Regions from separate parts of the Homo sapiens genome. Here regions 2 and 3 are each linked to region 1. The links are chromatin loops, found by intact Hi-C in ENCODE. Cell type or tissue: IMR-90. All regions are shown on one strand.

Evidence for each region. Hi-C counts contacts between places; a loop is a spot of excess contacts. Peaks named below come from ENCODE experiments on the same cell type or tissue, not always from the same donor. Only the 100,000 strongest peaks of a DNase experiment are listed, where the experiment ranks them.
Region 2: it touches region 1 in a loop (4-fold over the local background); 12 of 110 quality-filtered maps call a loop at or near these places.
Region 3: it touches region 1 in a loop (8-fold over the local background); 23 of 110 quality-filtered maps call a loop at or near these places.

What each region holds. Positions count from the first base shown.
Region 1 is chr6:149,022,378-149,030,377 of GRCh38, reverse strand. All of the region lies in intron 7 of UST (uronyl 2-sulfotransferase), which reads right to left. UST-AS2 (UST antisense RNA 2) reads left to right here. Exons shown (of 2, transcript NR_134599.1): 2 at 2,598-3,149. Among named protein-coding and RNA genes, the nearest start is that of UST-AS2, 6.3 kb to the left of the region's middle. In IMR-90, CTCF peaks have their summits at 1,339 (motif pointing left) and 3,697; DNase peaks (open chromatin) are centred at 1,337 and 3,667; H3K27ac peaks cover 148 bases.
Region 2 is chr6:148,554,949-148,562,948 of GRCh38, reverse strand. No RefSeq gene overlaps it. Among named protein-coding and RNA genes, the nearest start is that of UST, 190 kb to the left of the region's middle. RefSeq lists a silencer at 2,923-3,102. In IMR-90, a CTCF peak has its summit at 3,006 (motif pointing left); a DNase peak (open chromatin) is centred at 3,008; H3K4me3 peaks cover 300 bases.
Region 3 is chr6:148,573,909-148,581,908 of GRCh38, reverse strand. No RefSeq gene overlaps it. Among named protein-coding and RNA genes, the nearest start is that of UST, 170 kb to the left of the region's middle. In IMR-90, a CTCF peak has its summit at 3,556; DNase peaks (open chromatin) are centred at 3,558 and 3,858.

The DNA.
Region 1 (8,000 bases):
AAGCCACAGTGCCCAGCCTAGATTTTATTTTTAAGCTCTTGCCTTTAATGGCAATACATACTATGAATGCTTAGTACTCACTAACTTCTGAATTAATGATTAAATATAAAGAAGAGTTTTAGAGGAATCACAGATTTATGTTTTGTGATGGGCCTGGGGACAGAAGCGTGAATGTCAGTGCTGTCCCTTAGGACTTGGCGAGACTGTGAGCAAGTTGTTCAGCCTCTTTGAGCCTTGGTTTCCTTGTTTAGAAAATGAGAAAAAAAAATTGTCTTCCTCAACTTCAGGGGATTTGTGTAAGAATCAAATGAGATCATCTATATGAAAGTGTTTTATAACTGCATATTGTTATACAAGTAATTATGACTTAGAAACTTACTGATTTTGTGATCTTAAGATGATTGCATCATGTATGAGTGCTATATAATAAGGAGTCTAGTTGTTTGAACATGGGTAGGTGCACACACCACACACACACACACACACACACACACACACACACACACACACAAGATCCAGTGCTGACATTATTAGGATCTGAGCCTGGGACATGGCTGGTGAAAAAAAAATCTTTATAGAGAATATCGATGGTAAATGAACCAATAGCAAATTGGAGTCCTGTTTTCATCAATGAAAACTGAGTTTTTAAAAACAACTTAATTGCCTTCTAAAAATAGCTAATCTGAATTCCTCCTAACCATCATTGTATACTTGGGAGTTTCCAGAATATTTTTGAGTTTTGCTGCAGCACAGAAGCAATAGAAGTGGAAAATAAAAATGGAAATTAAAAATGAAAGAGAGAATTTGTTTAATTCAGGCTTTCTAAAATGTTAGTTTTTAAAACTAAAGCCAGAGTTAGTGGTGTATCTATATAATATATACATTATATATTATATATACATTATATATATAATATATAATGTATATATAATATAATATAATATAATGTATACAATATAATGTATATATTTTATATATAATATATAACATACAATATATACATTATATATTACATATAATTTATATATAATATATAACGTACAATATATACATTATATATTACATATACTTTATATATAATTTAGATATACATGTATATACTTTTAACTCACATAAACTTATTTGATTGCAAAACTCCACCCTCTTCCCCTAGTCTCCACTGGCTTTCATAAAGTGCAGTTTGAACTACTGCAATCAATTGGACTTGGAATCCTTTTCATATCCAAAAATCTCATTTTTAGGCCTCAAATTGGACATAATTGTACATCTGTGTTCAAGCGTTATGTAAACTCCCGTCTGCAGAGCAAAGTCTATTAGGGAACCTAGTGCACTTTCTTGAGAAAATGGAGAGACATCGCCACCTGCTGGACAAAGGTTATTAATTCATTAATTTAGTGTTCTGAAGTACGTAATTCTGCACATGGAAAACAGTTTTTCAAGAGCTGAATCTTAGGAATCTTACTTAAAAAAACTCTATTATCATTCTATGTCTATTAAATAACATGGAATATAACAGTCAGCAAAATTCAATATTCAGCATAAGTTAAGGGTAGTTGGCCCCAATAACGTCTCAACAGTGGGTTTCATTTAGTGAAAAGTCTTAGCTCCCTAATATTTCTGGTAAGAGTTCAGGCATAAAAACCTCATTAACTTGGATTATGTGTGTCTTCCAGCCCCTTAGCATGTCACTGTAGTAATATTTCCACTTAACTTATTCCTTGCAATTGTTTCTGGAACAGGCTATTGACTGGAATATAATTGTTCGTTCCTCTCTGCCCAAGTCAGTAATACAGAAATATTGTTTCTTAAAGGCATGAGATTTCCTTGTAATGTATCAGCTGTAACTGGTGAAACAGGTCAAGGATAATCATTTCCTTCATTTGTTCCTTCCAATTTTTTCCTCTTTCTTTCACCTAGAAGTTACAAAGAGAACCTCCAGTCCAGTTTCTCTCAGGGACAGCCCTGTCTCTCCTGTGATGGGCTTGGTGGGCAGGCTAATTACTGAACACTCACCATATAGTAAGGCTGGGCTAAGGACTCTACATGGATTGATCATGCAAGACTCACAAGAACCTATGAAGTACATAAGATTATTTATGCATCTTATCCAGATGGGGAAACTGAGGCTTAGAGGGGCTATACCTTGCCTCTGGTTATGCAGTTAAGTGGAGGAGGGGGTCTAGCATGCGGGCTATCTATCTCAGAGCCTGTGCTCTAATCATTATGACATACTAGGCCGGGCGCGGTGGATCACGCCAGTAATCCCAGCACTTTCGGAGGCCGAGGCAGGTGGCTCACCTGAGGTCAGGAGTTCAAGACCAGCCTGATGAACATGGTGAAATCCCGTCTCTACCAAAAATACAAAAATTAGCTGGGCATGGTAGTGGGAGCCTGTAATCCCAGCTGCTTGGGAAGCTGAGGCAGGAGAATGGCCTGAACCCAGGAGGCAGAGGTTGCAGTGAGCCGAGATCGTGCCATTGCATTCCAGCCTGGACAACAAAAGTGAAACTCTGTCTCAAAAAAAAAAAAAAAAAGATGGGGGGATAACTCAGTGGTAGAGCATTTGACTGCATTATGACATACTGTCTTCTCCACAGGTGTGTGTGTGTGTGTTATGAAGAGAGAGGGATGGAAATTGTGACCAGAGAGTTGGAGTTGGGACCCCTGTCTTGATCACTTGAGCATCAGCAGCTCCAGGGAAGAACACATTCTGAAGGAGGAACTCTCCAGCTAGGATTTCATCCTGTCCTAGAGGACACGAAGAGGTGGAGACCACCCCCACAACTAAACTTGAGGATTACTAAGGCAATGGGGACTGCCTAGGAATATTTTTGAGGGGGTAAAAGCACCCCATAATTGTGCTAAGTAACAAAAGACAGAACAAGCAGCCTTAAAACATTCTACATGATACACTGGTATTAGAATAATAAGATCTTAAAGACCATCCACTTGAAAACTGGATTTGCCCCTGGTCATATGGGCAGACCCATGGCAGACAAAGAACTAGAAGTTCCTCCTAACTCCCAACTCAATGTCCTTTCCTTAAAGAATAACTGTTCTTTATTATAAATAGGCCAAGCTTTTATTATTTAGTATAGAACTCAGGCTGATATTTTTATTGATGGATTAAAATTTGAATTATTTCTGTAGCATAGTATTTAAAAGTTTTCTTCTACATATTTGTTATCATTTTCTAGCAAATATCCTCAAAATTGAAAACTGCAACGTCAATGAAATCAGTGAGCACACTACCATCCTTCTAATGGGAGGTCTAATTTATCATTCATGCATAGTAAAAAAAAAAAGCATAATATTTAAATGTGTACTCTGTGATTGTTTATAAAACTATTTAAGTATAAATATTCCAAACAAAGCACTTAGCTTATAAATGAACTTAAATCCTCAAAGTTAGGATTTAAGTCACTCGTTTGGAATTTGTTACATATTTTTCCTTTGTAATAGTTGGTGACCATATTCTTAAGGCAGCCCACAAAAGTCTAGTAAATTCCCTACTGTGGCTCCAGTGTTTACATTTGTAATGGAAACGTGTTGAAAATGAATACTAATGTAGTGCTAGTCATGGAAAGTATTTAAAACACAAAGTAAAAGGATTGGACACATGAGTTTTCAAGTCGCTAGGAAGGGAGAAGGTAATGGGTTAATATTAGGTCATAGAGTTCTATGTCTGGATGCTAGGTGGCGCTATTGAACCAGAACAGCTCGGTTATTTGCCAAGTCAAGGGTTTATAGAGGGATGCTCATATGACTGTTCCTATTACACATATTCACATGTTCCTTGTCTTTCATGTGCTTATTTATTTTGGCCCTTACCACCACTGAGATTTTAGCTCCTAAAAATTATGACTAGAAAAATACTGATGGCTCACAGCATGTCTTTAAGAGTTAAGGAGAAAAAGTGTTCAGAAATACATTAATATTCACTGCTCAGAAATATGTGAGTCTTGCCCCTTACTTACACATTTTTGTGGATGACTATGGATCATTCTCTCAACTTCTCTGGGCTGGCTTCAGTTTCTCATTTTTACTTTTATTTTATTTTTGAAACAAGGTCTTGCTCTGTCACCTAGGCTAGAGTGCAATGGGTGCGATCATCATAGCTCACTGCAGCCTCGACCTCCCCAAGGCTCAGGTGATCCTCCCACTTCAGCCTGCCCAGTAGCTGGGACCACAGGCACATGCCATCAGGCCTGTTTTTTTTTTTTTTTTTTTTAGATGGAGTCTCACACTGTCACCTAGGCTGGAGTGCAGTGGTGCAATCTCTGCTCACTGCAACCTCTGCCTCCCAGGTTCAAGCAATTCTCCTGTCTCAGCCTCCAGAGTAGCTGGGATTACAGGCACCTGCCACCATGCCCAGTTGATTTTTTGTATTTTTAGTAGAGATGGGGTTTCACTATGTTGGCCAGGCTGGTCTTGAACTCCTGACCTCGTGATCCACCCACCTTGGCCTCCCAAAGTGCTGGGATTACAGGTGTGAGCCACCACGCCTGGACTTTTTTTTTTGTATTTTTAGTAGAGACGAGCTTTTGCTATGTTGCTCAGGCTAGTCTCAAACTCCTAGCCTCAAGTGATCTGTCTGCCTTGGCTTCCCAAAATGGTAGGATTACAGGTGCAAGTCACTATACCTGGCCTCAGTTTCTCATTTTTAAAAGGTGATAAGTAATAAACAAACATAATAAGGATTAATCAATAAAAAATAATTATGTATAAGATGACATATGTGATCATATGTAATAATTATGTATATGTTCAACCAGTGAGGTTGCTTCTACCGAGTAAACCTGCTGGGGCCTTGGTGCTCCCTAATTCAAACTCATGGTCAGGATTGAGCAGTGTTTTCTGAATGCCCACTCCACAGTACTTGTCCTAATATCAGCAGCTGCGCACCGGCTGGAAGAAATACCAAGCATATTCTCTTGGTTATCCATCTTGCTAAAACTCTAATTTTTATTTCATCTCAAGTACTTACTATCCTAAGCTTCTGAGATACTCTATTCTGTCTCCATAAAATGCAAATATTAACATAAAATGACTGTTTAAAAAAAGTTCTAAAGGCTAAGTTTCTCCAATATTTTTGGTAGGAGACAAATTTACTTGATGTCAGCATATATTTCTACAAGAAAGGAACAGAAGAAAAGACAGTTACGCTGTTATTGAGAAAGGTTATTAACCTGTCTAAATGGTGAGTTATTGGGACAGGTAGTATTGATTTGAAAGAATCAATGAATATCATTTCAATCTGAAATAAGTGACAACCCATATGACTAACAGACATTACGATTTTTACTAGCTCTCCAAAGAGTCATTGCTATTAGTGTTTTTTCTTCTGTAATGAGACTGGTATACATATTTTTAGTATTGCTAGAGAGGAGTTACCAGAAGTCAGCAAACTCCTATTTTTTTTTTTGTTTTTGTTTTTCAATAACAGGACAAACACCAAAGAAAAATGGCCAGTGGTGTTTTTGCATCTTAATTCAGCTCTTCAGATGGTTAGTTAATCTACAATGAGTTAAGGGTCACTAGATCCCTTAAATCAGTATCTTAGATTTTAGCTTTTCTTCTCTCTGTTCTCTAATCTACTCAGTTATCAAACTCTTCAATAAAGGGAAAGAGTAATGATTTTAGTATGCCCTAAGACATGAACTTAGACTAAAAATACAAAGATGAGATGGTGAAGTAACTAGAAACTTGCAGCTATTCTTTCTTTAACCTACTTGACACCAACTCAGTTGTGGTGATGAGAAAACAATATGGGTGCTAAGTCTTCCCTGAGGCTAAAATATATTGAGAAACTGGCCAGGAGTGTGTGTTGATCTCTTGTCCTCTGCCTCAGGGGACACGGAAACTTGTTGGGATAGAGGAACTGTGGACTAGCTTGGTCTTCAATGTTACCATAGAAACATATCACAAGAAGATGCCCAAGAGAACACAAAACACAGTAGAAGTTACTGAAGCAACAACTCAAAGGTTCATTTTATTGGGCATATAATGTGTGGCAGCTGAGAGAGTTATGCTAGGGTGATATTTAAAGTATTTGACAACCAGCTCCACTCAAGAACTGAACTCAGAACAGTCACTGAGTGTGACACTGGCCCGGGGTCCTGAAGATCCCTCTTGTGCCATGAATTAGTCCTTCCGTTACATCACTGTTGGAAAAGGCGGGGGTAACAAGGACGGGCAGCCAGGCTGGCAGGTGCACCCTGAAGGCCGTATAGAAGTGTTTCACTGTTTTAACCGCTAGTCCAGCTGGACCACGTGGACTGGCCAAGTGGCCTGGCTTATGGAAACCTTTCATCCCACTACACAGGAAAACCAGATGTCCTTTATTCTCTTTGAGATATTTACTATGCCAAACTCTGAGGGAAAAATAATCTTTAATTTATAGGTGGAAAGATCATGGCTGAAGGTAAAAGAGTTAATAGTAACTTGGTTTTCAGAAATCTTTTCTCCTTGAATTAACGAACTTTCAGATCACGGAATAAAGGCCCATAATTTCTGAGAAGACACATATTTAAATGGAGAAAATAGGAAGTCAATATGATATACCACGACAAGAGCCACTAAGTGGGTCCTCTGGGCTAAGCTTTTTATAGGTGGTTTATCTGTATTCAAAAGCATGAAGATAAAAATACCCTCATCTAGGTTCTCAGGTCCACAACCCCTGTGCTGGGTTTTGCATCCTGTGAATGGTGTGTGTTCCAGACCTCAGGATGGATGGTGATGTAACTGGAAGAGGACTCTCACGTTGGCTCCTCCTCCCAAATGCTGGGACAAGAGAGTGCTCATTAAAATAAACAATATTAATAAAATAAAAACACATACATTTATTTCGTACACTGGCTCTGAGGGTCAGAAATTCAGGGGTAGCTTAGTTGGGTGGTCCTGGCTTGGGATCTCTCATGAGACAGCCATTAACATGTTGGTTGGGGCTGCAGTTATCTGAAGGCTTGACTGGGGTCATAGTAGCTGCTCCCAAGATGGCTCACACACGTGGCTCTTGGTCTGAGGTCTCAGTTCCTCACTATGTGAACCTCTCTTCATCCATAGCAGCTGATCTCTCTCAGAGCAAATGACTGAGCAGACAGTAACAAAGTTGGAAGCCATAATATCTTTTATGGAGAGTGTTCATCTTATGTGTCACCAGGATTTAGTTTGCCCTTTATCTCAGACTGTGTATTAGACACACACACACCACACACCACACCACACCACACACACACACACACACACACACACACACACACACACACACACACACCATAGAACAAGATAAAGCCAAAAGGAGAAAATGATTAACATAAACCTTTCTTCTTCAAAGGAGTCTAATTTAGGATAAGACCTCTCCTTGCACAAAGAACGGAGTTTATGTTGTCTTCTAGAAATAAAAATCAGTCACATCAAACTCTTTACATTAAAATTCTATAAACTCTTTAAATGGCTTGTTGTTGAAAAGACAAAGGAAATCCTAGTTTCACAACCCCACTCAGGTAAATGGGATTTGAACTCTAATGAGAGCTGGGAGGCTAAGGCAGCCTCCACCAACTATCCACCTTCCTTCAGCAAGTCCCTGATGGTGGTAGGGCCACCTTGACCTTGTGCAACGGGATCCAGGGCTCTCTGGGCAAAGACCAGTTTCCCTGGGCCTTGGGACCTACCAGTGATGCAGGTGGGGTTCGGGAACCCTGTGGAATGTGAGGCAGCAGACTGCATTTGGGGAGCTTTCATCTGCTGCTTCCTTCTTTCTTTCTTTCTTTTTTTTGAGATGAAGTTTCGCTCTTGTCGCCTAGGCTGGAGTGCAGTGGCGCGATCTTGGCTCACTGCAACCTCCACCTCCCAGGTTCAAGCGATTCTCCTGCCTCAGCCTCCCGAGTAGCTGGAATTACAGGCTCCCACCAACACACCTGGCTAATTGTTGTATTTTTAGTAGAGACAGGGTTTCTCCGTGTTGGCCAGGCTGGTCTCGAACTCCTGACGTCAGGTGA
Region 2 (8,000 bases), 470 kb after region 1:
TTCTCAGCATTCTCTTACCTCTATTACAGGACCTTTAGACTAATGACATATTTAATTAAACAGGAGCATGTATGAGAGATAGCAACATGTCCTCCAACAGAATTTCAGCCAATCTGTGTCACTTTCAAATGTGGTTTTACATTGATTTGTTAGGACTTGATGGTTTAGGAAAAGGCAAAGGAAGAAATGATATGCTTTGCAGGTTTAAACTGCTAGATGGGTCCCCTTCCTCCGGGATCTTCTGTGATTCTGAGATCCGATGCCTTAACTAAGGGCATTCTGGGCTGTCAGGAAGGGGTGGTGTTGACTGGAGTTACTTGAGTCTTGCTGAAGGAGGCTTGACTTCAGATGATAAAATTCAGACAGACAGAGAAAGAAGAATGTGGGGAGGACTCTAGGATAGGAAGAAAATTCAAGCACGGATGAAATAGGAGTCACCATGCGATATTCAGGAGACATTGAGGGGACATTGAGATATTCAGGATGAATCGTTATTTACTGAAGGAGCCTGTGGTAAATAAGAGGTTTTTCTCTATGTGGAGGCACTAGAGCCAGGGGAATCCACGTTCAGCTAGATCATTGAGTTCTGAATCTTCCCTCTCCAAAACCCCTGTTAGCTCCACACATTCCAAAGCTCTGAAATGAAACAGCTACAGAATCTTTCTCTCCCTTTCCCTGCCTTGACTACTGCCAATCAGGGCAGGCATTCTTGCAAATACTTTATAATTGAAGGAGGAAAACAATGCCCTGGCTCCAAAGTGGCATTGAGGACACAAGCTGTGACTAGTTTCTGATTTTCCTCCCTGTTGGGTGGGCTTGAGTCATTGATGTGGTCCATGTGGCTGCTGCCCTACCCTCATCTTTACTGTTGCCTGGGAGGTGGCAGGAGAATCTTCTATGAGTGAGGAAAATATCACCCTCCGCCTGTGCCTTATTGGATACAGTTGGGTCCTGTGGCCACTAATGGCTGCAAGGGAAGCTGGCAAAGGGGGCTTGGGAGGGAGGGGCCGACACAGCTGCCACTGGTTTGAGCCAATTACGATTCATGTCCTGGGACTGGAAATAATGAGGCCAAACAAAGCAGAGATTCTGCCATCAGACAGCAGAGGGGTGGCTTTCGCAGAAAGGTCAGTGGGGCAGGCAGGTCTTTTCCCGGCACCTGCTATGTGCACAAATAATGACAATGAGGCTGAGCAGTGAAAGGACCTGCCTGGGGTCACAGAGCAAGCACAACTCCAGAGCACACCACCTCCAGGCTGGGCGCTGTCTTTTCTCCTGTGATCCCAGCACAGTGGACCAAGTGCTGGTGGCTCAATGTAAATTTCAAGGCCCCAGGAACTCCTTCACTGAAGATACTCATAGTTTTTAACCCTTACTATGCATCAGAATAACTTGTGGAACTTGCAAAAACTCATGAATGTCCAGACTTCATTCCCTGAAGTTCAGATTCAATTGGTCTGCAGTAGGCCCCGGGCAGCCTCCTTTGCAAAGCTTCCCAGGTATAATGGTGTTCTACTCTCCCCAGTTATTCAATGAAACACAAACTTAGGTGTTTCTATGAAGGTATTTTGTAGATGAAATTAAAACCCCAAATCAGTTGACTTTAAGTAAGGGAGAGTATCCTAGACCAGCAGTCCCCAACCGTTTTGGCACTGGTCACCAGTTCCATGCAAGAAAATTTTTCCGTAGATGGGGTGGGGTGCGAGGGGATGGTTTCAGGATGATTCAAGCATGTTTCATTTATTGTGCATCTTTCTTTCTATTATTATTACATACTCACCATAATGTAGAATCAGTGGGAGCCCTGAGCTTGTCTTCCTGCAACTAGATGGTCCCTTCTGGGGGTGATGGGAGGCAAGGACAGATCATCAGGCATTAGATTCTCATAAGGAGCCTGAAGCCTAGATCCCTTGCATGTGTAGTTCACAGTAGGGTTTGCGATCCTGTGAGAATCCAATGCCACTGATCTCACAGGCAATCAGATCCTAACAGGCCATGGACTGGTACCAGTCTGTGGCCCAGGGGCTGGGGACCCCTGTCCTAGACAATCCAGATGGGCCTGATTCAATGCATCAGAAGGCCTTAGAAGCAAAGCTGAGGCGTCCTTGATGAAGAAGAAATGTCATGGTGGACAGCAGCATCAGCTGGTGTCTGTGAGTTCCAGCCTGTCCTTCCTGATGATCAGCCTGCCCTATGGATTTCAGACTTGCCTCGTCACACCTCGCAATTAAGCCAATTCCGTGCAAAAAATCTCGAATTATACATCTCTCACGGGTTCTGCTGAGAACCAGGGAGTTATTCAGTAGTTGTTAAGCCAAAGGGCATCAGAATAAAATAACACAAGGTCAAATCTCATCTCTTCTCCCTGCGACCTTCGTGGCTGCAGTTCCTTCAGCTATAAAGTGGGGATCTCGGTGTTCGGTGCACAGGCATCCTGTGAAGGGTAACTGCTCTCAGGAGTGTGTACGTTCACTACACATCAGGACTGAGTGATGGCAGCTGCTCTTATACTGCTAGGCTATTCTGGGCCATGAGCAAATAAATGTTCAGACAAAAAATGCGGCTGGTGTTCCCTCACCATTGCTTGACATCTAAAGTTTAGGGCCTTGGAGTGACCTAATCCGGCTTCCCCCAGCTTGCTCCCGCAGTAGGCAAGAGGGCGCCTGCGCACACACAGACACGTGGACGCTGCACCCCAGCAGGTGCAGGACACCGAGGCGGCCGCCCAGCTCCGGTCATGAAAGCAGCCAGGAGTTCCATCGGTCACCCATCATCGCTCTCCTGGGAGTTTTAATAGGTGTTTTGGTTACAGGACTCCAGGTCTCGCTGCTCACTTGGTGAGTCGTGGCGGTCCTGCCGGCCCTGCTGCCGCCGCACTCGGTTTCGGGGCTGCGGCTCGGCTCCGCACCGCGCGGCGTGGACGCGCTCCTCCCGGGGGCTCCCGCGCCTCCCACCAGCGCCTCCCGGCGAGCTGGCTCGGCCTCCAGCCTGGCGAAGCAGTGCCCTCTGGCGGCCACGCACTGCAGCAGCGGCTCGCTCGGCAAGACGGAGGCCGAAACCTGAAACCGGCTCTGGGCCCTGATTTCTTTCTAAGCCACTGTTTTTTGACTTGGAAATCCATAAGAAATCCAAAATTGTAGGTTTTTCTCTTTTTTTATGAAACAATTTTTGTATTTTCCACAGACAATAAATTAGATGTTTCTGTTCCTGGTAGTGCCCAATGTGAGGATGGATACATTTAGCACCTGCACATGTGAAGGTGACCCGACATTAAAAGTAGGGAAACTCCGTGTGGATTTCGGTGATGAGCTACACGTTCACAAAACCACCCTTGATAGTCATTTCCACAACTTCCAGTCCTGAGAACTGGTCACTCCAGCAGGTTTAAGGTAATAATCTGTGGGTCAAAGTTAAGTCAAAGTTAAGCCTTGGATACGCAGAGAGGAGCCGCCTCTTTGTCTATTTACCTTGTCACTAGCCATCCGCGTATGGACCTCAGCCCCTCGTGTCACCCCTCTGGGTCTCCGTCTCCTAACCTAGGAAAGAAGAGGGTTAAAATAGAGCCTCTTCAGCGTTTGCATTTAGGATCCAAGGGCTAGTCATTCTGGAATAGTCATTCATTCAGCAAATACCACGTGTCAAGTGGAGAGGGTTCAGGTTCACCAGGGAGCAAACCTGTGCGTTCCCGGATGTTAAATTGTAGCAAGGGAGAAAGGTACTAAGCAATAAACCTAAAGATGACACAGTGTGTTAGAAGGTGAGAATGAACGCCAGGTGGAAACTGGCACAGGTGTGGGACTCGAGAGTGGTAGCCCAGGGAAAGGCTGAGGGAGAGGCAGTTTCAGATGACGGAATCAGGCCAGGACTCTGAAAAGTGTCCTTTGAGCAAAGACCTGTAGAAGGGCATGAGAAAACCACAGGGTCTTTCTGAAGAAGAGACTTCCAGGCAGAAGGAAGCCTGCAGAGGCCCGAGGTGAGAGCGGTCCGTTAAACTTGCGGACCAAGGAGAAAGCCTGTGTGGCTGAATCAGAGTGGCTGAAGAGTAGCGATGGCTGGGGAGGCTAGGAGGTCACAAGAGATGGTTACACAGAACCTGCTGGGCCACCGCAAAGGATTTGCCTTTGACTCTGAAAGAAACGGGGCCATTGGAGGTTTTGAGCAGAGGAGCGGCACGATCTGCCTGATGTTTTCACAGGTCTGTCTTAGCCTGCTCGGGCTGCCATACATAACAAAATGCCATAGACTGGGTAACTTACACAGCAAACATTTCCTCACAGCTCTGGAGGCTAGAAAGTCCAAGAAAGTCCGGTGAGGAGGCTGGGCGCTGTGACTCACGCCTGTAACCCCAGCACTTTGGGAGGCTGAGGCAGGTGGATCACTAGGTCAGGAGTTCGAGACCAGCCTGGCCAATATAGTGAAACCCCATCTCTACTAAAAATACAAAAATTAGCTGGGTGTGGTGGCACGTGCCTGTACTCCCAGCTACTCGGGAGGCTGAGGCAGGAAAATCACTTGAACCCAGGAGGTGGAAGTTGCAGTGTGCCGAGATCACGCCATTGCACTCTAGCCTGGTGACAGAGCGAGACTCCATCTCAGAAAAAAAAAATCAAAAAGGCCTCCATCTCAAAAACAACAACATAAAAAAAAAGAAAAAGTCTGGTGAGGGTCCTCTTTCTGGCTTGCACACGGCTGGCCACCTGCCCACTGTGTCTTCACATGGTAGAGAGAGAAAGTAATGCCTGGTGTCTTCTTCCTCTTCCCATAAGGGCACTAATCCCATCATGCAGCTCCGCCTGTGTGACCTCATCCAAATCTAATAATCTCCCACAGGCCCCACCTCCAAATACCATCACACTGGAGGCTGGGGCTTCAACATACGAACTTGGGGGAGATTCAAGTGTTCAGCCCTTAACAAGGTCACCCAGGCTACTGTATGAGCTACTGTAGATCACAAGGGTGGGCGGAGATGGGGGCAGGAAAAGCAGGAAACCACAGTGAGCATCGAGGCGAGGGTGGTGGCTGTGGCTTGGGCTGGTTTGGTAGTAGTGGAGACGGTGAGGAATGGTCAGATTCTGGAGAGACTTTGAAAGCAGAGACCACAGGATTTCCCAACAGGTTGAATGCAGAATGTGAAAGGAAAAAGAAGTAAAGGATGATTAAGTCTGAACGAAGTAACTGGAAGCTGTTATTGAGAGGGGAAATTGACATGGGTGGGGCAGAGATCTGCAGGGGGGCCAGATATTTCATTTGGGACATGTTGATAAACTTTAAGACATCTGTTTGTGAAGAGAGAGAAGTGAATGTGCAAAGTTCAGGAGATTCAGGGGACAGTTGTTGCTAGAGATAATTTTCATCCTATAAAGAACGTGGGTTCTAGAGTCAGGCGGATTTGTGCTCAAATCTCAGTCCTGTTACTTACTGTCTATGTCAGCCTGAAACAATGTCTTAACTTCTCTGAACCTTGTTATTCAATATTTATATTTTCAGCTCCTCATGTGTCAGGCACTGTACCAGGTACTGGGATTGAAAAAATAAGCAAAGTCCCTGTGCTCATGGACTCTACACTGGTCAAACAGGGATGAGAATGAATGTCCACTTAGTGTTCATTGAATGAATAAAGCGTATAAACTGCCTCAGGCACTCAGTATAGTGATTTGCCCAGTAAATAGCTGCTCTCACCACGCTTTCCTTGCTTTCTACCCATTGGAGGACAATTTGTGTTGCATACTCGGACTGACAAGTAAAGATCTAGAGGACATTTTGGGTGCCACGGAAACTATAGAACTGATTCCCCAAGACTAGAAGGTGGTCCAAAATACCAGAAATTATAGAATAATATGTTGCCTGCACAGCAGAATACAGCCTCTGATTTTCCTTCTTTGGAATTATTCTAGAGACCAGATACTAAACCCAGCTCAGGGACATTGTAACAATGACCAAAATTGAGCTGGTGCTTGAGGATGCATGGGTAGTCTAACAAGCAAATAGCTGGGGCAGCATCTTACCATGAGGGTTGTTCTCATTGTAATCAGCATCCTCTTAGATAGAAGCGCTACATTTCTTCTTAAGTGACGAATTTCTGGGATTGCTTCTTTTACTCTAAGCTAACTCTTGGAGATGAAAAGTCAACCACAGAGAGATCACCAAGGGTGAGAAGAGGCCCTGGGATGGAAGTCTGAGGCCCCTGAACATTCAAAGGGTGGGCAGAGAAAGAGGCTGCCAAGGGTGCTGAGAGGCAGTGGCTGTTGAGATGGGAGAGGGCAGAGGGGAGCGGGGAAGATCAAGAATGGGAAGTGGGGGCAAAGGGCAGCCCCACGCAATGCTGCAGAGAAGACAAGGAAGTGGAAGCCGGGGAGGTCGCACTGGATTTAGCAATGTTACTTCCGTCCGTGGCCTTAGTTGCATCCAGGGAGCAGTGGGCTGACGGATATATGAAGGATAAGGAAGAAGAGACAATGGACAGAAACATAATTCAAGATATTTGGCTGTGAAAAGCAAGAGACTGGATTATCTAGACAAGGAAAATGTGAGTTTGAGAGAGAGTTTTTCAAAGGAAAGAATGGTGAACACTGTTCTAGCCTGGCGTGCGTTGTGCTCGCTTGGAGGAGGATGGGGACTCATGACAGGAAAGTGGTGGCAGGAACAACTTGAGATGTGGGAGTGCAGTCTTCCCCAAGGGAGAGTGCAAATATCAAAATAGAGGACTACGGGCTGGCCTGAAGAGCACAGCACCGCCTGCCACAAGCACGTGCCCAGGGGAAAGTACAGAGAAGTGAGGGAGTGAATGAGGGGCTGGGAGTCCTGGGACAGCATCCTGAGCTCAAGTAGGGTTAGATGAATGGAGAAACACTTCCCTGGTCATGGCAGGAGCCATGAGGAAAGATGAGAAGAGGATGCTGGGGAGTTTGCAAGTGAGGCCCAATGGATGATTTCCATTGTTCTATGAAGTGGGAAGAGACTCAGTCAGGCTGAGGGCCAGGTGGATCAGGAGTCTGGAGACACAGAGGATATTCCTTAATTATTTTCTTGTTATTTCCAAGACTTTTTAATTTATTTATTTATTTATTTATTTATTTTCTTTTATTATTATTATACTTTAAGTTTTAGGGTACATGTGCACAATGTGCAGGTTAGTTACATATGTATACATGTGCCATGCTGGTGTGCTGCACCCACTAACTCGTCATCTAGCATTAGGTATATCTCCTAATGCTATCCCTCCCCCCTCCCCCCACCCCACAACAGTCCCCAGAGTGTGATGTTCTCCTTCCTGTGTCCATGTGTTCTCATCGTTCAATTCCCACCTATGAGTGAGAATGTGCAGTGTTTGGTTTTTTGTTCTTGCAATAGTTTACTGAGAATGATGATTTCCAATTTCATCCATGTCCCTACAAAGGGCATGAACTCATCATTTTTTATGGCTGCATAGTATTCCATGGTGTATATGTGCCACATTTTCTTAATCCAGTCTATCATTGTTGGACATTTGGGTTGGCTCCAAGTCTTTGCTATTGTGAATAGTGCCGCAATAAACATGTGTGTGCATGTGTCTTTATAGTAGCATGATTTATAGTCCTTTGGGTATATACCCAGTAATGGGATGGCTGGGTCAAATGGTATTTCTATTCTAGATCCCTGAGGAATCGCCACACTGACTTCCACAATGGTTGAACCAGTTTACAGTCCCACCAACAGTGTAAAAGTGTTCCTATTTCTCCACATCCTCTCCAGCACCTGTTGTTTCCTGACTTTTTAATGATTGCCATTCTAACTGGTGTGAGATGATATCTCATTGTGGTTTTGATGTGCATTTCTCTGACAGCCAGTGATGGCGAGCATTTTTTCATGTTTTTTGGCTGCATAAATGTCTTCTTTTGAGAAGTGTCTGTTCATGTCCTTCGCCCACTTTTTGATGGGGTTGTTTTTTTTTTCTTGTAAATTTGTTTGAGTTCATTGTAGATTCTGGATATTAGCCCTTTGTCAGATGAGTAGGTTGCGAA
Region 3 (8,000 bases), 450 kb after region 1:
AGGGACGTGAATGGAATTGGAAGCCATTATCCTCAGCAAACTAATGCAGGAACAGAAAACCAAGTATTTCATGTTCTCACTTATAAGTGGGAGCTGAATGATGAGAACACATGGATACATGGTGAGGAACAAAACACAACTGGAGCTTGTCAGAGGGTGTGAGGTGGGAGGAGGAAGAGCATCAGGAAGAATTGCTAATGGATGCTGGGCTTAATACCTAGGTGATGGTATTTCTGGTAGTTAGGCATGAGTGGATCAGGAGAGGGCTCTTTTCCACCCACTGGGAATGTCGAGTGATGGTTTGGCAGTTATCACATTGCCTTTCTAAAAGCAATGAATTGGAAGCCAGTGCCAGGAAGGAGCCATTTCCTGATGGTCAACACCTGCCCAACTAAAGTGCTAATTGGATTCATATGCCAGGGAGAAACAACTTCCCAGCACATGCATTAAGACAAAATGGTGGAGTATGACCTTCCGAGGGCATACCGCCAGCAAAGGGAAGAAAGTCTCAGATGGTCATGCGTACAACTTCCTAACCACACTGTACGTGCTCTCCTCCCAACGGTAAGGAGGGCACTGTGCATGCTGGCAGCCCACCCTAAGGGAAGAATCATGGGAAAGGGGCCAGCCTGGAAAGTCCTAGGATCAAGGTTAAACAGAGCACTTGATCTGAGTGCCCACTTGGGTCTCTTCCAAGCATAGTTTTCTTTCTTTCTTTCCTGTTCTAAAGCCTTTTAAAATAAACTTCCGCTCTTGTTCTGAAACTCGCCTTGGTCTCTTTTTCTGCCTTATGCCTCTCTGTCTAATTCTTTCTTCTGAGGAGGCAAGAATTGAGGTTGCTGCAGACCCATACGGATTCACCTCTGGTAATTCGGATACCTTCCACCAGTAACAATGGGATGATCTGGGCAGCAAACCACCATGGCACACATTTACCTGTGTAACAAACCTGCACATCCTGCAAATGTACACCTGAACTTAAAATAATAGTTGGGGAAAAAAATTTTAAGTACGATCCTCCCCCCCCACCAAAAAAAAAAAAAGAAATCTGTGAGAATTCTTCAAATGTGACACGAAGACATGAAGTGAGAACATGCTGTTGGAAAAATGGTGCCAATAGACTTGCTGGATGCAGGGTTGCCCCAAGCCTTCAATTCGTGAAAAATGTAGTATGTGTGAAGTGCAACAAAGCAGAGAGCAATAAAATGAGGTATGCGTGTCCTTGATGATCTTATCAAGTTTGAGGAGTGAGCTCCCTGGCTTAGTCAGGGAACCACACGTGGAGGGTTACAAGCTATGTCAAAGGACTAGGGGATAAAAACCAAGCACAGTACAAATGGTTTTTAAGAGCCTGCATCATTCAGGAAGTTGCCAGAAGGAAGTGAGGACTTAAGGATAAATATTAATCGTGCTGGCATAAAAACAGACACACAGACCAGTGGAACAGAATAGGGAGGCCAGAAATCAATCCAACATATATGGTCTACTAATTTTCCACAAGGGCACCAAGAGGATATTTGCCTCTTCAATAAATGGTGCTAAGGAAACTGGATTTCTACATGCAAATAAATAAAATTGGGACTTTATCTTACACCATACATACAAATTAACTCAAAACATATAAAATACCTGCATGTAAGACCTGAAACCATAAACTTTTTAGAAAAAAATGTAGGAGACAAGCTCCTAGACATTGGTTTTGGAAATGATTTTTTTTTTTTTTTTTTGAGATGGAGTCTTGCACTGTTGCCCAGGCTGGAGTGCAGTGGTGGGATCTTGGCTCACTGCAAGCTCCACCTCCCGGGTTCACGCCATTCTTCTGCTTCAGCCTCCCGAGTAGCTGGGACTACAGGCGCCCGCCACCACGCCCAGCTAATTTTTTGTACTTTTTTAGTAGAGATGGGGTTTCACCGTGTTAGCCAGGATGGTCTTGATCTCCTGACCTCGTGATCCGCCCGCCTCGGCCTCCCATGATTTGTTAAATATTACACCAAAAGCTCAGGCTACTAAAGCAAAAATAAATAAATAAATGGGACTACATCAAACTAAAAGGCTCCTGCACAACAAAGGAAAAAACCAGCAAAATGAAAAGGCAACCTACAGACTGGGAAAAAATATTTGCCAACCACATATCTAATAAGGGGTTAATGCCCAAAATGTATAAGGAACTCTTACAACTCAATAGGAGAAAAACAAATAATCCAATTAAAAATGGGCAAAGGACTTGAACAGAATTTTCTCCAAAGAAGACATAAAAATGGCCAACATGTATATGAAAAAGTGCTCAACATCACAATCAGGGAAATGCAAATTAAAACCACTATGAGATAATGCCTCACACCTGTTAGGGTGGCTGTTATCAAATAGATGAGAGACAACAAATGTTGATGGGAGTGTGGAGAAAAGAAAACCGTCGTACATTGCTGGTGGGAATGAAGATTGGAACATTATAAAAAAAACAGCATGGAAGTTCCTAAAAACATTAAAAATAAAACTATGACATGATCCAGCAGTTCCTCTTCTGGGGATATACCAAAAAAGAGATGAAATCACCGCCTTGTAAAGATATCTACACTCCCATGTTAATTGCAGCATTATTCATCATAATTAAGAGATGGAAACAACTTAAGTGTCCACTGGAGGATAAATGGATAAAGAAAATGTGGCATATGTATATCAGTGGAAAGTAACCACTATACTATCTATACATGTCTCATAACATCATGTTGTAAACCTCAAATATACCAAATACAATTTATTTTTACTAAAAGGATAAGCAAATCATAGAGAAGTGGTTGAACTCCTCCCCCAAAAAGCACACATACAGGTGCTCCAAGGCAGACCAAAGCACACAGCCTGGGCTGAGAAGGGGACTAGGTCCCTAAGGGAAGACGTTGGGACAAGAGCCACTTACTCTAATCCTGTGGTGTCAAAGCAGGACCTGAATATGCCAGGCTGGCCAGTGGGGTCCACAGAAACTGAAGAGCACATGTCCAGTCCAGCCTCACAGCTGCCCTGCAAAAATTTGGGGTGGCTCTTGCCAGATTTACCTATTTTTCAATAGAAATGGAAACACCGGACTCTTCATTCTAAAATGTTGATACTTAATGTTTACAAAACGTTAACACTACAAGTGAAACAAAACATGTGCATGGGCCAAATTGACCCCAGGTAGACAATCTATGACTCAGGATTAGGTCCACATGGCACAGTCACCTACAGAGAATTGTCTGTGTCAAATCGGAGTCCGGCAGCCACCACTCAGGACGCTTTTCTATGCATGTACAGATATTCTTTACTTGTGAGTTGGGAGGGCTGATGCCCTGGATCTCAACAAACATTAACCAAAACAGATGAAGGTGACATGGTGATGGATTACTGCTGGGACTGTCTTCATCATGAGGTGACGTCCTCATTCTTCCCTAAGGCAGGCAGAGCTCAAACAAAGTCGCTGCCTCATTTCCACAGAACTCCTTGCTGCTTGGAGGGCCGCTGCCTCCTTCACACTGTCCCCAGGAGCAGCGCTGTGGAGCTGCCCCGTGTCACTTGAAGGGCGTCAGCACCACTGTGTGGTCAGGCTTCATAGCTCCGCACAGGCTGCTGGAATAAACCAGAACCCAGAAAATGTGATTTTCTTAAGTTGCATTGATGACAACTGAATTGAATTGAATTAAAAATACAATTAGCTTGATATGTATACAAATTCAGTGGGAAATGCTTTTGTAGATTCAAAGAATCTTTTGGGGAAGTAGGTAACCCATGCCCAGCCTGAATTTCTAAATTCTTGTATACATTCAGAATGATGAGTACCAGGTTTTCTGAATCACAAAGCTGAACGTGTGAGCAAGAGGTCCAAGGGCACACATTTAGACTTTGCTTCAGGAGTGGGAATTCCCCTCACCAATAACCACATGAATCTCAGGGCAGAGTTGGGGGAAGAAAGTTAAGAACCATATACACATAAAAAGAATGAGCTTATTAAGGAAAAAAATAACTTTACTTTAAAAATTATTATTTTAAATTATTAATTATTTAAAATCATTTGATTAAAATTATTAAATATTACATATGTTTAAAATATAAATTATGATCTATCTTAATTTCTGTTTAAATTAATTAAAATATTAAATGATTATATGTATCAATCTTCATAATTATTAAAATATTGTTTGTTTAAAATGAATAACAACAGAAAACAAACTTCATAAATATCAAAAACAACAGATTTCTTCTATAACAATATAGATCATTGTATAGATGTGTTCAAGAAGAGAGGGAACAAAAGAACTGGGGGTGAAATGGGAAAGAAAGACAAGGAGTTTTGGGGGACAAATATAAAACTGTCTATGGTTAAAGACTCCACTCCTCCAAGCTGTTGAAGCTGCCAACCAGATGGAATTCTTAGCGAGCCATTAAGCCTCTTTTAGTCCCAGCTTCCTTTCCTGCAAAAACGGGAATTACATAGCTGACCCTATCTGTCTACCAAATATGCTGTCAAAAGGCTTAATAGGATTTTTGTGAAAGCATTGGAAAATTATAAAGTATATAAGACATTATGGCATTTACAATAATATAGCTTTAGTAATATACATGGAAAAAAACATAGAAGAGGACAAAAGTAGATTGAGGGGGCCAAAGAGTGGCATGGGTGGCTCTTCTGGTTCTGCCTGCTGTGATGTGGCCATCAGAACAAATTTTCTCCAGCTATCTCTTGCCTGTAAAATTCAAGTTGTCTCAGTAGTCTTTTGAATGGTCCTGATCAGCTTTATTTCAGACTTTATACTTTACATTTTACTTTTATTTTTCTGAATCTCACCCTGTTGCCCAGGGTCTCACTCTGTTGCCCAGGCTGGAGTACAGTGGTGCGATCACAGCTCACTGCAGCCTCCACTTGCTGGGCTTAAGTAATCCTCCCACCTCAGCCTGCCGAGTAGCTGGGACTACAGGCACACGCCACCATGCTTGGCTAATTTATTAATTTTTTTGTAGAGATGAGGTCTCACTATGTTTTCCAGGCTGTTTTCAAAATGAAGCTCAAATTATGCACCCGCCTCAGCCCTCCAAAGTGCTGGGATTACAGGTGTGCGCCACTGTACCTGGTCCAAAGTTGACATTTTAAATAATGCCTGTCCTGACATGGAGTGTTGAAAAGTGTTACGTGTATGAAGAAATTTAGACATTTACATTGATGTGAACTTTGAATTTCTGTGACATTGAAGATTCCTTATCCATTACTTTTTATCAGAGATTGTTTTCCTCCCACTGTAAGTGCCTAAGAGTTAGATTCAGGATCAGCCTTTGCTTAGTTACTCTATATTATTGCTTGTATAGCTTAAATGTATGTATGGCAGTTCTAAGGAAGAACAGTGTGTAGGTAAAAGCAGCCTGAAACCATGAAATTCAGGATAGACACAGCCTCCTTGACCCACAGTTACTCTGGTACAATGACACTGTCAAACACTACTTTCATCTTATCACTTCTTATGGTTCTCCAGTGACTTAAAGGAATCCAAACTCTTTGTGGCAAACCAACCTCTTAACTGTCTTGCTCCAACCCACTTTTCCATCTAGTTCTGCAATCAGCCTAGGATAATACAGCATAACACTATATAGCAGCCCAGAAAGCAAATGGTTTAGACTGTATGTGGAGAATGGGCACTACAGGGGGGTCTTTAGAGAAATATAAACAATAATAAAATGATAGACCATCTGATATTCTTCAGCATTTACAAAAATCCATTGATAGCTAAATAATCCAAAGCAGAAAAAAAATTAAGTCTCAGTATATAGAAAGGAAAACCATGATAATTTCAGGAAAACAAAACATTTTGCAAGAATGAAAACATGATAATAGTGTATTACTTAGGTTTTGCAATCAATGTTATTTACAGGAACCTACTAACGTCAATTACCTGTACCTTTATTGCTTTGGCTAAAAGTGGGATATAACTACCATGGGATTGGAAAGAAAGGAAGAAGGGTAGGGAATAGAGAAGTACTAAATTTCCATCTAGCATAACAGAAAATCAATAGATAATGTTCCAGTTAACAAAAATAGTTCTGTAAGTATACTATTTAGAAATCTAGAAATAAATGTCATCTCGTTCATTATACCGATTATAAAGGTCTATTTTCATATTCTAGATACTCAATTTGAAAATGTCTTGCTTTTCCAGGAAGCTTTACACAGCCAATTGCCAATTTCTCAAGGCACCCTATACACCTAGGTTAAGGTTCTTTGTTTCAGAAAATGGATCTGAGTGCCTATTTTGAGTCTTTTCTTGATAATTTTGAATTCTTTGGACCAACTTCTTATAAAATATAAACGGTTTTTTTTCTACCATATCATTATAGAGTTGACAAATCACTCTGGGACCACTTGTCCATGGTGTCACTTTCTGGTTGGTTGTTCATTGGGCTTGCATGATGAGTGTTGACTTGTCTATTCCATGAGGATCCTTTCAGTGAAATTCGGCAATATGATCTTGAAAACCACTTCCGTGGTCACATAGAAACAACAATGCCTTGGAAACTCACCAGAGAACAAATGAATGAGGGACACTGTCACCCCCTGCCCTGCGATGTTGTGGAACTCTTTCCTTGGGGTTGGCAGTGACATGAGGCAACTGACCTAATGATAGTGTCAGTGGTGGCCCCTACATATAACATTAGTCACAATTTGTTTATTTTTAATATAAAGATTAAATATGCACAGACGTTCTCTATTTTTACCCTTCATTCTAGTGAACTGCCTTTCATACCCCACTCTGGATTGCAAGGTGTGTCTTTAAAGGGCCAATCTCCATGCTCTGCTTCTCAGCATTTTGCAAAATGTCCCTGAGTCAGAAGGGAGGGAGCATGGGCCACTGAGGTCTCTGAAGGAAAAATGGAGCTTTGGCCAGGGTGGAGCAAGGGAGTCATTTCCTTGAGTTCTTTTGCTTTACCTTAAAATTTTATGCAGTTTGTTTTCTATTTAAGAATGTTATACCTATGCATGCATTAAGCAAACACATTTGCATCAAACTCAAAGTGATAATTCAGGCAGAAGCCTGCTTGTTGTTCTAGTATCTCGTTTTTGAAGCATATCTGTAGGATAAAGGAATAAGGGTGATTTGAAATTATCACTAAGGAAAGCCAGCTATTGACCAAATTCATTCAAATGTCCTCCAGGAAATATTTTTTATTTGAATCACAATGGCAGTTTCTTACATTTTCTTTGCCCTCAGCCTATTCTCCCATTTTTCTGGCACCTTCATCAGGAGCTTCCTGTGGTAGTCAGCCTCCCATGGCCCCCAAAGATCCTCAATCCTGGATGTCTGTGCCTTGCTCAGACCCCTCCCATACTGAGCCAGGGCTGCCCTGGGTGGTGCATTCAATACGGGGAAGGTGATGATGCATAACTGCAGAGGTGAGGCCATGAGGGGCACTGCAGTACCTGCCTGCTTCTTCCAACAACTTGCTTACTCTGTGGAAGTGAAGCAGAATATTCAATGGCTAAGGGAGTACAAAGGTTCATATGTCCGCATTTGTCAATCTATTTGGGAGATGCAAAGACATCCACCAGAGAAGTTTTAATTTCCACTTCGCACTGAGTTAATACCATTAGATTGGATGAACATTGAACACATGAATGCACCCTAATTTTATGTGTATTTATTCATTTCTTGGCGAGTCTAGGGACATAGGATATCACTGTATTGCCCTCAGGCACCATTCGGCCCTGCTAAGTGCTTGTGATCATAATGTAGGAAGCCCAGCCAATGGTGCGCTTCTATTTGCATCTTTGTGAAGGATCAACTTCCGCCCCTAATGCCATTAAAACCAAGCACACAAATAAACCCTTGATCACAGAATCACAAAATGTAAATCAAGATTTTCAGAAACAATGCATCCATATATAATTAGAGCCCTGTCAAGAAAAAATGGCATTTTTATTTGGTAATACATCAAGGGCTTTTGGTACCGTTAATAAAGTAAAACAATTTATTTTCATTATTGTT